3 separate regions of the Homo sapiens genome follow, and regions 1 and 2 are each linked to region 3. Evidence: read pairs that join two places in POLR2A ChIA-PET (ENCODE). Cell type or tissue: Caco-2. All regions are shown on one strand. Links, peaks and the distances in the headings refer to the core of each region. The heading gives the core; the rest is flanking DNA.

What was found. ChIA-PET counts read pairs that join two places held together with the same protein. Peaks named below come from ENCODE experiments on the same cell type or tissue, not always from the same donor. Only the 100,000 strongest peaks of a DNase experiment are listed, where the experiment ranks them.
Region 1: POLR2A ChIA-PET joins it to region 3 with 15 read pairs; 7 of 35 experiments call an interaction of 5 or more read pairs at or near these places.
Region 2: POLR2A ChIA-PET joins it to region 3 with 17 read pairs; 5 of 35 experiments call an interaction of 5 or more read pairs at or near these places.

The regions. Positions count from the first base shown.
Region 1 is chr12:114,766,065-114,771,551 of GRCh38, reverse strand. It overlaps TBX3-AS1 (TBX3 antisense RNA 1), which reads right to left. Exons shown (of 2, transcript NR_187552.1): 2 at 3,564-4,268. Among named protein-coding and RNA genes, the nearest start is that of TBX3, 85 kb to the right of the region's middle. In Caco-2, for the core only: no CTCF peak of the experiment used is centred there; DNase peaks (open chromatin) are centred at 1,021, 3,061 and 3,421.
Region 2 is chr12:114,797,255-114,802,741 of GRCh38, reverse strand. No RefSeq gene overlaps it. Among named protein-coding and RNA genes, the nearest start is that of TBX3, 120 kb to the right of the region's middle. RefSeq lists enhancers at 2,416-2,916, 2,917-3,417. In Caco-2, for the core only: no CTCF peak of the experiment used is centred there; a DNase peak (open chromatin) is centred at 2,921.
Region 3 is chr12:114,701,313-114,706,799 of GRCh38, reverse strand. All of the region lies in intron 1 of TBX3-AS1 (TBX3 antisense RNA 1), which reads right to left. Among named protein-coding and RNA genes, the nearest start is that of TBX3, 20 kb to the right of the region's middle. In Caco-2, for the core only: no CTCF peak of the experiment used is centred there; DNase peaks (open chromatin) are centred at 2,569, 2,989 and 3,379; H3K4me3 peaks cover 151 bases.

The DNA.
Region 1 (5,487 bases), core at 942-4,941, 64 kb before region 3:
AGTGAGACTCCATCTCTATTAAAAAAAAAAAAAAAGAAAAAAAGGAAAATGAAATTACTGAACTTTTAAGACGTAATGGATGTGGTTAGCATTTATTGAGCACCTACAGTGTACCAGGAACCATGCTGAGACTTTACACACATCATCTCATTTAAACCTCACAATAACTTCAAACAAATGAGGAAACTGAGGCTCAGAGACCTAAGTAATGGGTGCCCCCACATCCATTCAATCCCCTGAACATCTCTCAGTGATCTGCCTTTCTGTGCTCCATGGCATAGTATAAGTGTCATCATTTCTTGCTTGGATTCTAAAAAGGGCTTCCTTAGTTTTTCCCCTACCCAAATCTATCTCTTAAGCCAGAACGACTTTTTGCTAATAAAACTCTCTTTCATAAAGTTCTTCAGTGGCTCCCCATGACCCTCAAAATTAAGCTGGAATTCACAAGAAGGCTCTTCAGGCCCTACATGATCTAAGCCCAGCCAGACTCCATCCTCATCTCACCCTGCTCCCTTCTCCAGGTTAATACTTAATTCATCCTTCAAAATTTAGCTTAGATAGCCAGGTGCGGTGGCTCATGCTTGTAATCCCAGCACTTTGGGAGGCCGAGATGGGAGGATCACTTGAGGCCAGGAGTTCGAGACTAGCCTGGCCAACATGGTAAAACCCCATGTCTACTAAAAATACAAAAATTAGCCAGACGTGGTGGCGGGTGTCTGTAATCCCAGCTACTTGGGAGGCTGAGGCAAGAGAATCCCTTGAACTCAGATAGTGGAGGTTGCAGTAATCCGAGATTGCACCACTGCACTCCAGCCTGAGTGACAGAGTGAGACTGTCTCAAAAAAAAAAAAAAAGAAAAAAATCAGCTTAGATACCACTTCCACCAGGAAGTCTTCCTTGCCTGCCCCTCAGGTGTAAGTCGGGTCCACCTACTCAGTACTCCAAGAACACTCTGTTATCATAGCACTCAGCACAGTGTGGTTTTGTTGCCTGTTAAGTTGTCTCTCTCCCCCAGATGGCAGTGGGTATGCACAGAGCTTCACACATTGTGTCTCGTATTTACCAAATGCCCTGAGCCATTTATCACAAGTACATGGAGAAAGCTAGGACTGAAAGCCATTGCTCACTGACTCCAGGGACTGTGTTCTGTCTACTGTTCCACACGGGTGTTGCTGGAAACACAAGAATCTGTCTAGACTAGCAGGCCCCAGAGGGGCTAGGCCCAAGTGTACAAGGGCTTGGAATGGCAAACACATGCTTCCACTTTCCAAACCCACATCCATGGCAGACATTACTAATGGACCACCACATTTCTTCTCATTGATCCCAGGCTTAACACAGGGCCCCAGCCAGTCTCCATCAGTTGACTCAAACTTACAAGTAAGGAGCCAGGCAGGGTGGTACATGCTTATAATCCCAACTAGCTACTTGGGAGGCTGAGGCAGGATGATCACTTGAGCCCAGGAGTTTGAGACCAGCCTGGGCAACAGAGTGAGACCCCGTCACTACAAAATTAAAAATTTTTTAAATTAGCCAGGCAAATTGTTGTTGTTTTTAAATTATAGACAGGGCCTCAGCTTGCACCTGACATGAAATCTGTTTACCATTGTTATCTATTGCCCAATGACCCTGTTTTGTGGACCAGAAAAAATGAAGCTCTGTCTTTCCCAATATCACGTGCAAGTTCATGTGAAAGCAGAGACAGGCCCTCTCCACTCCCAGTTTGGTGTAATTTCACCGCCCCTCCTGGCATCTGGAGACAAGCTTCTTACGCTGTGTGGTCAGCCTACCCTCAGGACATCTAGAGAAAGAAGCTTTCTTGTGAAACTGGGCCAGTAGACTCATAGAAGACTCTAAGGACAAGAACACCTTCTAGAATGACGCAGGGGACTTCCTTAAGTTTCCTGGAGGCAAGCCAGGCATGGAGGCTCATGCCTGTAATCCCCAAACTTTGAGAGGCTGAGGTGAGAGGATCATCTGAGGTTAGGAGGTTGAGACCAGCCTTGGCAACATAGCAAGACCCCATCCTACAAAAAATAAAAAATTAGTCAAAAGTGGTGGGTGACCCTGTAGTTCCAGCTACTCAAGAGGCTGGGATGGGAAGGTCACTTGAGCCCGGGAGGTGGAGAGACCCTGAATCTAAAAATAAATGAATAAATCAATAAATACAATTTTAAAATTAAAATTGGCTAGGTATGGTGTCTCACTCCTATAATCCCAGCACTTTGGGAGGCCAAGGCGGGAGGGTACCTGAGGTCAGGAGTTCAAGACCAGCCTGGCCAATATGGTAAAACCCTGTCTCTACTAAAAATACAAAAATTAGCTGGGTGTGGTGGCCCATGCCTGTGATCCCAGCTACTCAGGAGGCTGAGGCAAGAGAATCGCTTGAACCCAGGAGGCGGAGGCTACAATGAGCCGAAATCATGCCACTGCACTCCAGCCTGGGCAACAGAGTGAGACCCTGTCTCAAAAAAAAAAAATCCTTTAAACTAAGAAACCAACATTGGTTCATTACTCTGAACTAAACTCTAGATCTTCTTCAGATTTCATCCATTTTTCTGGCCCAGGATCCCATCCGGAGTACTATGTTGCCTTGAGCACATTCTCTTTTTGATAAATACAGTTCCTGGATTACTCCCTTTCTCCTGCCATGTAATTCCTTCTCTCACTCAGAAATGAATTTGTCTGTTGTTTTGCTTTGGTCTGGCTCATCCCCTCTCCCCCATTTTACAAATTATAGTTTAGGGAAAAGTTTCACCTGATTCTATCTAATATTGTCAGCAGCCCTTGTCCACCACATTCATTTTTCCTCTTTCTGTTTTAAAATCTAGTTCACATCATCAAAATGGCCACTAGCACTTCCTGAAAAACTTGGCAACACATTTTACTGTATTTCAAAAAAAAAAAAAAGTTCTGCTTTTTTTTCCCCCGTCCCCCCACCCCAAACTTCGTTTGTTCTTTTATGACTAAGGATATTTATCTCCTGCTTGCTTTAGAAGTTTATGAGCTGCTTTTGCTTTGAATTCCAGGCCAAGGTCAGTCCTCCTTTTGTCATGATGTCACGGCCTGTTGCCGTGGTTACCCCTGTGACATCATCAGACCAATCTGGGGGCCTGCTGGGGCAGGGGGGAGAGGGGCTTTGAAACCGCTCCTTTCATCTGTCTTTGGTGAGGGCGGTGTTGCTGCTTTTTGTAAAAGTTTTTGAGAATGGCGAGACACTAAAGGGAAGAGTTAATAAGATTTACTACCCCCCAAAATGCCGCAGACCCCTAAAAGTCAGGCCACAATCAAAGGCTGCAGGCTTCTGAAGGGAAAAAGGCTAAAGGAATAAACGCATTTCCAAAAACCAGAACTCTGTATCTGTAAAAAGACCACCAGTATGCCACAAGGAGAAACACGCACGCCTGCACGCACACAGGCACACACACACACAATTGGCCCTCTCAACCAAATTGCCTCTAGATGGAATGTATTTCACGAGGTGTCCCTTGGTCTTTAATCTAATCTAATCTGTCTCTCCCTCAGCATAAAAGCAAAAGTAAAGAATCACAAACCAGGAATGCTTGGTTTGAAAGGCTTTTTAATAAAAGGAGAAAAGAAAAAGAACAAAAGCCGAGTGAACACTCAACAGACAGTTTTCATGTCACTAAAACAGCATCTTGAAAAATGTTAATCTTTTTTTTTTTCTTTTCCTTAGGGTCAGGGGAAGGGAAAAAAATGTGTTTTTATGGTGAACATGTGTCAAGAGGACTCCATCCCATAAACTCGGTGCCCACAATAAGTATATTTGTGTAGTAATTAATGTGAGATCAGAGACACAAGTTTTGCCAAAAGGCCATTGTCAGTATGGGGTACATTATTTAGGTCAAGAATCCAGTTTTCCAAATGTGGTATACATTGTGCTCGCTGTAATTAAGCGTTTTGTCATCTAACGACAAAGCGAGCAAGAGTGACTCCCAGACGGATTATACCTAAAACACAGTTTCCAAATGTTTCTTCTTGGCAAATCTTTTAAGGAAATTCTATGCAGAAGGAATGTCAAGACATCTGTAATTAGATCTGGGAGAAAAGGGTGGAAGGAAGATTACTGGGCTATTTTTTTTATTTTGTCTCTCAAAGAGACCCCCTGTAATTCCACGTCCTGGCTGTCAAGAGCCTTATCCATCACGGGTTCCTGGGTCATCTGTCTTTGCATTCACTTTCTTGCCGAGGTCTCCAGTAACACCCTTGCAATGCCAATTCTCCTCCAAGAAGTTTACTGCAAGCCGCTGTGAAGACAGAACGGACAGCGTCCAAAGTGCCTTGGGCCAGGCCCGTTCTTCGAACTCGGTAGATTTTGTTTCTGAAGGTTTCTGCTTTGTCATGCGCCTGGAGGTCTTATTAAGAAAGTAGAGGCCAGGCGCGGTGGCTCACGCCTGTAATCCCAGAACTTTGGGAGGCTGAGACGGGGGGATCATGATGTCAGGAAATCTAGACCATCCTGGCCAACATGGTGAAACCTCGTCTCTACTAAAAATACACAAATTAGCTGGGCGTGGTGGTGCGTGCCTGTAACCCCAGCTACTCGGGAGGCTGAGGCAGGAGAATCAATTGAACCAGGGAGTCGGAGGTTGCAGCGAGCCAAGATCACACCACTGCACTCCAGCCTGGTGACAGAGGGAGACTCTGTCTCAAAAAAAAAAAAAAAAAAAAATGCCGGGCGCAGTGGCTCACGCCTGTAATCCCAGCACTTTGGGAGGCGGGCGGATCACGAGGTCAGGAGATCGAGACCATCTTGGCTAACAGGGTGAAACCCCGCCTCTACTAAAAATACAAAAAATTAGCTGGGGATGGTGGCGGGCGCCTGTAGTCCCTGCTACTAGGGAGGCTGAGGCAGGAGAATGGCTGAACCCAGGAGGCGGAGCTTGCGGTGAGCTGAGATCATGCCACTGCACTCCAGCCTGGGCAACAGAGCGAGAGTCTGTCTCAAAAAAAAAAAAGAAAAAGAAAAAGAAAAGAAAGCAGAATGGAGTGCAGTTTGTAGGTCCCAGGGCTGCAATTTGGAAGACATTCATATTGCAAGGGAAATTGAAGAGGGAGCTAAAAGGATCCTTCCAGCACTGTGCATTTCAACTTTTTGGAGGGGCCGCAGCAGTAGGGGGGTGCATATTGGGGTGCATAGCCCCATCTGGGTCTGATGTTGGATGTTGGTTTGCATCTGTTTCTAGTTTTGTATGTTGGTATGGGTCTGCTTGTGCATGAATATGCTCCTGTACGCCTGTGGGTCTTTTGCATGTGTTTGCAAGCGTGTGATGCCTCGCTGTGCATGGGTCTGGGGGGGGGGGGTGCTGTCTCTGAGCATATTGCTGTGTGTGTTTCAAAGGCCGCTATGTGCTTGCCACACGCTCGGGGGCATTTATAACTTTATGTATGTGCATGAAAGAGCAACTGGGAAATATACTGCATTCATTATACTTTATACTCCCTTTTCCAACCAACAGGCTATCT
Region 2 (5,487 bases), core at 942-4,941, 96 kb before region 3:
ATTAGGCCAGGCGCAGTGGCTCAGGCCTGTAATCCCAGCACTTTGGGAGGCTGAGGTGGGTGAATCACCTGAGGTCAGGTGTTCAAGACCAGCTTGGCCAACATGGTGAAACCCCATCTCTACTAAAAATACAAAAATAGCCAGGTGTGTGGCACATGCCTATAATCCCAGCTACTCAGGAGGCTGAGACCTCCGATCCTCCCTGAGAATCACTTGAACCCGGGAGGCAGAGGTTGCAGTGAGCCGAAATTGCACCACTGCTCTCCAGCCTGGGCAACAGAGCAAAACTTCATCTTAAAATAAAATAATAATTTAAAAAAGAATTAGCTGGATGTGATGGCACACACCTGTGGTCCCAGCTACCTGGGAGGCTGAGGTGGAAGGATTGCTTAAGCCTGAGAGGTCAAGGCTGCAGGGAGCCATGATCATACCACTGCACTCCAGTCTGGGTGAAAGAGCAAGACCTTGTCTCAAAAGAAAGGAAATCAACACATGGACTGAACAGATTGTTAGGGTATCAGGTCTTCATATCCCCTTCAACCAGCCCCACTCTTCTTCAATCTGTTTTACATATTGGATTTCTGCACATGATTTTGCTTGAAGAGAGGTTTCCAGAGTTATAAAAGCACTTTTATTTTACAAGATGGGAGATGAAAACTGAGTTCCAAACAGAAGTAAGATTTGCCCAAGGACATCCAATGACTCAACAGAGGTCTTAAGAGAAGAAAGCAAGTTTTAAGACATAGAAGTGGCCAGGCACAGTGGCTCACACCTGTAATCCTAGCATTTTGGGAGGTGGAGGCAGGTGGATCACCTGAGGTCAGGAGTTCGAGACCAGCCTGACCAACATGGAGAAACCCTGTCTTTACTAAAAATACAAAATTAGCCGGGCATGATGGCGCTTGCCTGTAATCCCAGCTACTTGGGAGGCTGAGGCAGGAGAATCGCTTGAACTCAGGAGGCAGAAGTTGAGGGGAGCCAAGATTGCACCATTGCACTCCAGCCTGGGCAACAAGAGCGAAACTCCATCTCAAAAAGAAAAAAAAAAAAAAAAGACATACAAGCAGTCAACAAACATGAAAAAAATGTTCTGCATCACTAATCATCAGAGAGATGCAAATCAAAAGGACAATGAGATACCATCTCACACTAGTCAGAATGGCTATTACTAAAAAGTCAAAAAACAACAAATGCTGGTGAGGCTGCCCAGAAAATGGAACGCTTATGCACTGTTGGTGGGAATGTAAATTTAGTTCAGCCACTGTGGAAAGCTGTCTGGAGATTTCTCAAAGAACTTAAAACAGGGCCAGATGCATTGGCTCACACCAGCAATCCCAGCATTTTGGGAGGCCGAGGTGGGAGAATCACTTGAGCTCAGGAGTTCAAGATTATCCTGGGCAACGTAGTGAGACCCCATCTCCACAAAAGAAAAAAATTCCCCACAAGTGCACATCTGTGGTCCCAGCTACTCTGGCGGCTGAGGTGGGAGGATCACTTGGCCCAGAGAGGTCGAGGCTTATAAGAACTTAAAACAGAACTACCGTTCAACTCAGCAATCCTGCTACTGAGTATATATCCAAAAGAAAACTAATCATTCTACCAAAAAGACACCTGCACTTATATGTTCATTGCAGCACTATTCACAATGGCAAAGGCATGGAATCAACCCTAAGTCCCCAACAACGATGAATTGGATAAGGAAAATGTGGCACATATACACCATGGAATACTGCACAGCCATAGAAATGAATAAAATCATGTTCTTTGCAGCAACATGGATGCAGCTGGAGGCCATTATCCTAAGTGAATTAATACAGGAACAGAATAGGAACTACCCCCTGTTCTCACTTATAGGTGGGAGCTAAACATTGGGTACTTATGAGCATAAAGATAGGAACAGATACTGGGGACTACCAGTGGGCGGAGGAAAAGACGGGGGCAGGGCTTGAAAAACTAACTGTTGGGGCCAGGCGCGGTGACTCACGCCTGTAATCCCAGCACTTTGGGAGGCTGAAGCGGGTGAGTCAACTGAGGTCAGGAGTTCGAGACCAGCCTGACCAACATGGAGAAACCCCGTCTCTACTAAAAATACAAAACTAGCTTGGCATGGTGGCACATGCCTGTAATCCCATCTACTCAGGAGGCTGAGGCAGGAGAATTGCTTGAACCCAGGAGGTGGATGTTGTGGTGAGCCGAGATCGTACCATTGCATTTCAGTCTGGGCAACAAGAGCGAAACTCTGTCTCAAAAACAACAACAACGAAAAATAAACTGTTGAGTACTATGATCAGTACCTGGGTGATGGGATCATTCATACCTCAAGCCTCAGCATCATGCCATCTACACAGGTAACAAACCTGCACATGTACCTCCTGAATCCAAAATAAAAGTTGCGGAGAAGGCCAGGCATGGTGGCTCATGCCTGTCATCCCAGCTGTTAGGGAGGCAGAGGCGGGAGGATAGCTTGAGCCCAGGAGTTTGAGACCTGCCTGGGCAATATAGCGAGATCCTGTTCTCCACAAAAAGGAAAAAAGAAAAGATTTTTTTAGAAGTGTAAAAGTTGGGAAAAAGGAAAGAAAAAAATCTTCCTGGCTGCCCATCCTGTTTTCTTTCTTTCACTACTCATCCTTTGGGGGTGAAGGTCCAGACAGCATGAGGACATAAACATATGACATTCCATAGATGTTTGGTGGCACTATTTCGTGTGACTACACTTCAAAAGCTTGTTTTCCCCAGCTGGGCCCCTGTTCTTCACTGTTTTGAGAATAAAAGATGGTGCCTTCATTACATCAAGTACCCAGGCTCCAAGGCCAACCAGGCACGCGGACTGGGCCTCCCTCCCAACAGTTGGTGGCCTTACTGAATGCCCTTTCAGCAGAGGGGAGCGTGGGCGGGGCTGGCAGAGCAGGCCCAGGGCACAGGGTTAGCCCTGATAACCTGAGATCAAAGCAGCCTGTCAGCAGTGTCAGCTGAGAGGCAGCCAAGACAAGCGATGCGGGCAGCTTCATCTCCCCGCTGGCCCTAGAGCAGGGGCGGGGAAAGCACCACAGTTCCCGGAAACTATTTCTGAACAGGCTGGAGGGAGCTCCTGGTGCCACTGCTCATTCCAAGCTGGCTCTGAGTCCGTCTCCAGCTCTCTCCTGCACCATGCGTGGTTTCCTCTCCCAGTTCCACTTTAGTTTTTTCCCACTCTTTCATCTACAATTTTCAATTTTTTAAAATTTATTTATTGATTTTTTTTTTTTTTTGAGAAAAGTTCACACTATTCACCCAGGCTGGTCTTGAACTCGTAGCCTCAAGCAATCTTCTAGCCTCAGCTTCCCAAAGTTCTGGGATTACAAGCATGAGCCACCGCACTGGGCTTTCCATTTTCATATAGACACATGCATACACACATAATTAAGATTTGTCTTCTCAGACCAGATGTGGTGGCTCATGCCTATAATCCCAGCACTTTGGGAGGCCGAGGCGGGCGGATCATCTGAGGTCAGGAGTTCGAGACCAGCTTGGCCAACATGGTGAAACCCCGTCTCTACTAAAAATACAAAAATTAGCCAAGCGTGGTGGCATGCACCTGTAATCCCAGCTACTCAGGAGGCTGAGTCAGGAGAATCATTTGAATGCGGGAGTCAGAGGTTGCAGTGATCTGAGTTCGCCCCACGCACTCCAGCCTGGATGACAAAGTGAGACTCTGTCTCAAAAAAAAAAAAAAAAAAAAAAAAAGGAATAAAAATAGATTTGTCTTCTCTTCCCTGAGACATTTCCCACTTTCAAAGTCTCTTAGTCTCTTTCTTTCTCACGGGTCCCATATGCAGGAGATGGCTACTGTCCTCTCTACCTCCCTGGCTAATACACACACAGCAGTCTCTCCTCCCAGTCTTCCCATTCTCATATTCACAGACACAGTTTTCTTCCAGCTTCCCTTACACACACGTGCACACACATGTGCACACACACACACACCTGCCCGGGTTACAGTCTCCAAACTCTCTTTTAAAAAAAGAATCCAGAGACAGCTGCCAATTAAAACAATAAAATCTCCTTGCCTTCCTTTCTGTTATTATGAACTCTGGGACCATTTCCACCAGCTGATGTCTGGATTTTTTTTTTTTCCTACAAGGTGTTGACCCTTTCATTTGCAGCTGGAATCAACAGCCACTGTTCCTCTCCAGCTGTGGCCCCTTTGTCAGCTGGGCAGCTCACAGCTGGCTGATTTTCATAGCCTAGCTACCTCAGCACTTTTGCAAAGAAAATGTGGGGGAAAGACCAGGTGCAGTGGCTCATGCCTATAATCCCAGCACTTTGGGAGGCTGAGACGGGCAGATCACTTGAGGTCAGGAGTTCGAGGCCAGCCTGGCCAACATAGTGAAACCCCATCTCTACTGAAAATACAAAAATTAGCTGGGCATGGTGGCGTGCGCCTGTAGTCTCAGCTACTCAGGAGGCTGAGGTGGGAGAATCCCTTGAACCTGAGAGGCAGAGGTTGCAGTGAGCTGAGATCACACCACTGCACTCTTGCCTGGGTGACAGAGACTCTATCTCAAAAAAGAAAAAAAAAGAGAAAAAGAAAAAAAGAGAGAAAGAAAATGGGAGGAAAGTTTGGAAATCTACCCTTCCAGTATATCATGAGAGATTCTAGAACCTTCCCCACACCCAAAGTTTGAATTATCTTCTCTCTCTACCCATGAACTCACACATGGTCTCTTCACTGTGTGTCCAGTTAGGTTGCAGGAAGAGAGAGGGAGAGGAGCATCCACATATCGCTACTTTCTGCTTTAGGCATCTGTAGGCCTCAGAACTTCATCTGTCATGCTGGCAGGGATGGTGGATGGGCAGGAGGGAGAGAAGGTGGCTCAGGGAGCCATGCCATTGCCGAGAGGCAAAGACAAGAAAAGAAGCATTTCGACCAGGCATGGTGGCTCACTCCTGTAATCCCAATACTTTGGGAGGCCGAGGCAGGTGGATCACTTGAAGCCAGGAGTTCGAGACCAGCCCGGACAACATGGTGAAACCCTGTCTTTACTAAAAATACAAAAATTAGCTGGGCGTGGTGGCGGGCACCTGTAATCCCAGCTACTCGGGAGGCTAAGGCACAGAATCACTTGAACCCCGGAGGCGGAGGTTGCAGGGAGCCAAGATGGCACCAATGCACTCCAGCCTGGGCGACAGACTGAGACTCTGTATCAAAAAAGAAAAGAAAAAGAGAATTTGGCTGGGCACAGTGGCTCACACCTATAATCCTACCACTTTGGGAGGCCGAGGCAGGCAGATCACTGAGTTCAGGAGTTCGAGACCAGCCCAGCCAACATGGTGAAACCTCATCTCTACTAAAAACACAAAAATTAGCTGGGTGTGGTGGCGCATTACTCTAGTCCCAACTACTCAGGAGCCTGAAAAGGGAGAATTGCTTGAACCAGGGAGGAAGAGGTTGCAATCAGCTGAGATTGTGCCACTGCACTCAAGCCTGGAAGACAGATTGAGACTCTA
Region 3 (5,487 bases), core at 508-4,507:
GGACCCCAGAATCCACTGAGATCATCCTGTTCAACTCTAAGCCACGTTTGATTTACTCATGGGTGTTCTGGGTTTCCAGCTTTCTTATTTCTGTCTGTCACTTAAATCAGCCTCCAAATGCCTGTCCCAGCGGCTCAGAGTTCTTGAAGCTGTATTTCACCAAGAAAAGTGAGTGCTGCTGTCCTGGGGCCATTTGCAATTTCCCTTCCATGAGCAGAGGTGTTTCACTAAGTGCTCTGTTTAAAGGCAAAAAATGCTTCAGTTCCTGACTTATCTTTGTGAAGGGATTACTTGGTGCTAAGGTAGGACTTGTCTACAGATCCTTTGGGGCAAAAAAGCTGCAAAGGTGTTTACAGCGTGATGTTGGGGGAAAAGGGGAGGGAGGGATTCTTTTTCTGGGTGGAAAACTGAAGTTTCAGAGGGACCAGAGCTGCCCAGAACTTCACCCCAGAGGTAGAGTGTGCGTGTATTAGAATAGAGGTATTGATAGACACTTTTAGGAGAAACTTCCCTCCCCAAGCCCTGTCTCTGAGCCAAAATCAGCCTAAGCCAGACCTTGCTCTTTCCTGGCCCTCTGGGAAATATTCCTTGAAAAGCTGTTCACAGAATGGATTTTCTATTCCACAAAACCTGTCTCTTTGCCTTGGCTCGCAGTACAAGCACATTGCCCCAGCTTTCAAAACTGTGCCGATTTCTCATGAGAATCCTCCTCTGTCCCTATAGGGACCAAGAGACCAATTAGTTACTTAATAAGTCAGGGGTTCATACCCTGTTATCTTCCAATAGACTTTTATGGGGGTGTGGGAGACCATGGACAGAATTCATGGATCTGTGAACTTGGATGGAAAAAAAAAATCACACTTTCATTATCACTAAACTCGCAGTGAAATTAGTATTTCCTTCTATTATGAATATAGACAACAAACCACAGGGGGATTAGCAGTGGCTGTGACTGGGTCACCAATAGAAATCTCAGGTGTTAGGCCAGGTGCAGTGGCTCACGCCTGTAATCTCAGTACTTTGGGAGGCTGAGGCAGGCGGATCACCTGAGGTTGGGAGTTCAAGACCAGCCTGGCCAACATGGCGGAACTCCGTCTCTACTAAATATACAAAAATTAGCTGGGTGTGGTGACGCATGCCTGTAGTCCCAGCTACTCAGGAGGTTGAGGCAAGAGAATTGCCTGAACCCAGGGGGCAGAGGTTGTAGTAAGTCGAGATTGCACCACTACACTCCAGTCTGGGCAATAGAGCAAGACTCCATCTCAAAAAAAAAAAAAAAAAAAGAAATCTCAGGTGTTTGTATATAACATTACAGGTGTGACTGGGATCCTGAAATGTTGTTCTGCTCATCCCAACTTCAAAAGTACACTATTAGGGCATTGTGCCACGGCTCACGCCTGTAATCCCAGCACTTTGGGAGGCTGGGGCAGGAGGATCGCCTGAGCTCAGGAGCCTGAGACCACCCTGGGCAACATAGAGAGACCCTCATCTCAAAAAATAGTAATAAGGCCAGGTACGGTGGCTGACGCATGTAATCCCAGCACTTTGGGAGGCTGGGGCAGGAGGATCGCTTGAGCTCAGGAGCCTGAGACCACCCTGGGCAACATAGAGAGACCCCCATCTCAAAAAATAGTAATAAGGCCAGGCACGGTGGCTGACGCCTGTAATCCCAGCACTTTGGGAGGCTGGGGCAGGAGGATCGCTTGAGCTCAGGAGCTTGAGACCACCCTGGGCAACATAGTGAGACCCCCATCTCAAAAAATAGTAATAAGGCCAGGCACGGTGGCTGACGCCTGTAATCTCAGCACTTTGAGAGGCTGAGGCAGGCAGATTGTCCGAGGTTAGGAGTTTTAGACCAACCTGGCCAATATAGCGAAACCCCGTCTCTAGTAATAATACAAAAATTAGCTGGGCGTGGTGGTGCATGCTTGTAATCCCAGCTACTTGGGAGGCTGAGGCAGAGAGAATTGCTTGAAGCCGGGAGGTGGAGGTTGCAGTGAGCAGAGATCGCGCCACTGCACTCCAGCCTGGGCAACAGAGCGAGACTCTGTCTGAAAATAGTAATAATAAAATAAAATGTCAATGTAGTATATATTACAGTTCCTGCCCCCACCCTTGCCCCGTTCTACCAGTAAGGCAATGGGGACCCAGATACTTTCCCAGTGCCTGTTAATTCCCAGGGAAAGTGCCAGGCCTTTCCTTGTGGCTTCTCTGGTAGCTGGTGGCCTGCAATCTGCCCCCTCCCAGTCCTCCTAAACCTCTGTAGGGCCTGGGCTAGAAAGTCAGGGACTCCAAGTTCCTGGCGTGGGTGTCAAACATCCCTTCTGAGTGCCCTGGCTCCAGGGTCCCCCGTCCTGAAGGGCCCAGCTGAGTGCGGCTTTCATCAGCCTCTGAGAGGTGGCAACAAGTTTCAGGGCAGGGTGCCTGCTGCCCACTGCCCCCACTTTTGCAGACCAGGCAGAGTGCTGGGAGGACTGGAAGCAAGATTCCAGAGGCATCTGGAAGTTATCAGTAACTCAACTGTCTGGCCAGTGGGGTGGGTTGAGGCCAGTGGCAGAGGGCAGAAACTGGCTGGAGGGTAGAGCGAGGAATCCCACACAGATTCCTGGGGCCAGACCCAGCTCCTGGGGGGAAGGGGTGGTGATGAGCTGGCTGGAAACCCTGCACCCTGCCCAGCCCTCCTTGGGCAGCAGCACCAAAGACAGCTGAAAGTCAATGATGATATTTGTCTGAGAAGAAACAGAGAGGGAGGAGCAGGTGGGCAGAGAGGGAGAGAAGCAGGCAGCCTGCTCCACTGGGCAGCACTTGAAGACCACGGCAGGGAAGGCGGGGCTGGGCAAAGCTCACCCTCTGGTCCACTTGAAGATTCCTGCTTCAAAACTAACCCTGATGGCTTCCAGACAAGTCGGCACCAAGGGTCATTTCTGGAGGCTGTAAGTGTTGTCGATAGCAGCTGTAGGGACAGGTGTAAATCAGCCTGTGCATTCCTCCCCTCGACCCCTCCCAGCTTTCTGCACCTGAAGCAGGTTCCATTTATTACTGCAAGCCAGCTCGGGAGGTCTAAACACACACACACACACACACACACACACACACACACAGGCACACACGGATATGCAGGCATGTGCCCTGTAGGCACATTTTTCTTTTCTTTTTTTTTTTTTTTTTTTTAGTGCTCCTTTAAAGCAAATTCTATCAGCTGTTTGTTAAAGCAAAGCAAACAAGGCTTCCCAACAAAAAAAAAAAAAAAAAAAGAAAAGAAAGAAAAGGAAAAAAATCCTTGATTAGCTACCTTTTAAAATGCCTTTCCTGGCAGACTGGGAGGCAAATAAGGGAGGAGGTAGAGTGAGGGAAGTTGAGCTGCGGTTTATTTGAACTAGTTGGAGTGATGAGTTGGGAGCCTGCAGGGGGCAGGGGAGGGGGTGCAAACGCGGACTTCACCTTCACCAGACTACTCTCAAACCTTCCTTCTCATCATCCACCAGCCTCCTGTGGTTCAACAAAGTTCTGTTTTCCCAAGAGGCTGGGAGGGAGGCTGCCCTTCATCGTCCCCTCCCTCTCCGTTGCAAGCAGGAATGTCTAGGAAATTGTGCAGCCCCTCTTTATTGGGCCAAATGCACTCTGGGAATAAGGAGGACTCTGGGGAAATTCCATTTTCTCTTCTTGGCCAAGTAGTCCCTACCAACAAGAACTTCTTAGTGAGTTTGTGTAGCGTGCTGTTGGAGTGGGGAAGAGGCTTTTCTGTGAAGCCAATGACAGAGAGAAACACAATGCCTTTTTTCCCCAAGATCCCAGCCACACACTCTCCCCCACCCTCTACCACAAAGGCCCTGCTGGGGGCCCCTGGAAACCCCTAATGAATGAGAACCTCTCTCCTAAGTTGTTAGTATTTGATGCTTTATACGGTTTTGAAAACCATATTCCCCAAGGGCTGGAGGCTATTCGGGAATTGGTCGGTTTGAGAAGCTCAATCGTGATTTAATGGAGGCATTTATACCGTGCTAGATAATCTCATACGTATGTCAAGTAATACATCGGGAGGGTGGCCCGGCTCTCTGGCTCTCCATTTCCCCACCATCTTTCTTATGTTTCCTTTTGGCCACTCCTTTCCCATCCGCTTTCCTTAGTCCCCACTTTCCCCACTTTCTCTGCCTCCAGGTGCTTCTCCCTTTCTTTGTCTCACCTCTTCTCTCTCTCTCCCCCCTCTTTCTCCTCCCCCCCCCCACCTCGCCCCTGCACTTGCTTCTTGCTCTCTGTGTTTCTTAATCTTTGTCCTTTCACCCCATCCCCAGTCTGCCTGATCCATCTCTCTCTGTCATTGTCTCTTCGTCTCTAACCTTTATCTCTTCTCCTCTTCTCCTCTCCATGCCTCTCCCACTCTGTGGGTATATAAGGGTCTCTTTTTATCTTCCATGCCTGTCTGTCTTCCTCCCTTGTTTGTCCTTCTTCCCTCATCCCCAAATACCCTCTCTCACTTTCTGTCACCCTCCCTCCCCAACTCCACTGTCCTCATTCTTTTCCACCTTTCTCATCTCCTTCCGCTCATCTCCTCACCCTCCCGCCAGACGCTCAAGCTGGGGGGTTGGGAACAGCCCCAGCTCTTGCCTCGGTGGATCTGCAATGCCCCCAGAGAACTGGGAAGGGGGACAGTGGGCTTCTGCTGCTGGCTTGGAGTTTTGCAATTGTAGCCTGGCCCTGGGAGTCGGGACCTCAGCCCCACATAGCTTCTGTTGAGAGACAGGAGGACTCTGGGCCTCCCCAGGAGTCAGAAATTCTCTCTGGTCCTGTTTACATGCAGCCCCCTCCTCATTTTCAGAGATCATTGCTGCAGGGGCTCCACCCATGGATGCTCCAAGCACCCACTAATGTTCCTTTATTCTCTACAAGTTCTTATTTCTCAATAGGTCTGAGAACTTTTTCTCCTGACCTCAGGAGATGGAGAAGACCTGGACAGAGTGGAGATGGTGGAAAAGGCAGGGGATTAGATTCAAAATTAGGACACCAGGGTCTCTGAGCCTAGCTGGGGACTCTAACTCCAGTGCAAGGAGAGGAAGGGAGCACTTTGTCTCTGGGATCCGTCACAGTTTTGAGATCCCAGGATTCAGGAAAGGGGCTCACAGGAGCTAACTCTTCAGTGGGAAGCTTAATGGAGGATCTCACTTTAGTATCAACTTGGGGAGAAGACAAGTAGTGGGGTTTCAGGCTGAGATGGGAACAGCACTGGGCAAGAGAGAGTAAGAATAATAATAGAGAGAAGGCATAATATATGTCAGGTAGTCTTCTAAGAGTGTAGTCTGTGTGTGTGTGTGTGTGTGTGTGTGTGTGTGTATTATATATATAAACTCTGTGCTTCAGTATATATTTTATATATCATTATGTATATATCAATATATGTGTATATTTACTATTGTATATATAGATTTATATATTTACACACACACATACATATACACACGGAAGCACAGAGTTTAGCAAGTCCAAACAGCT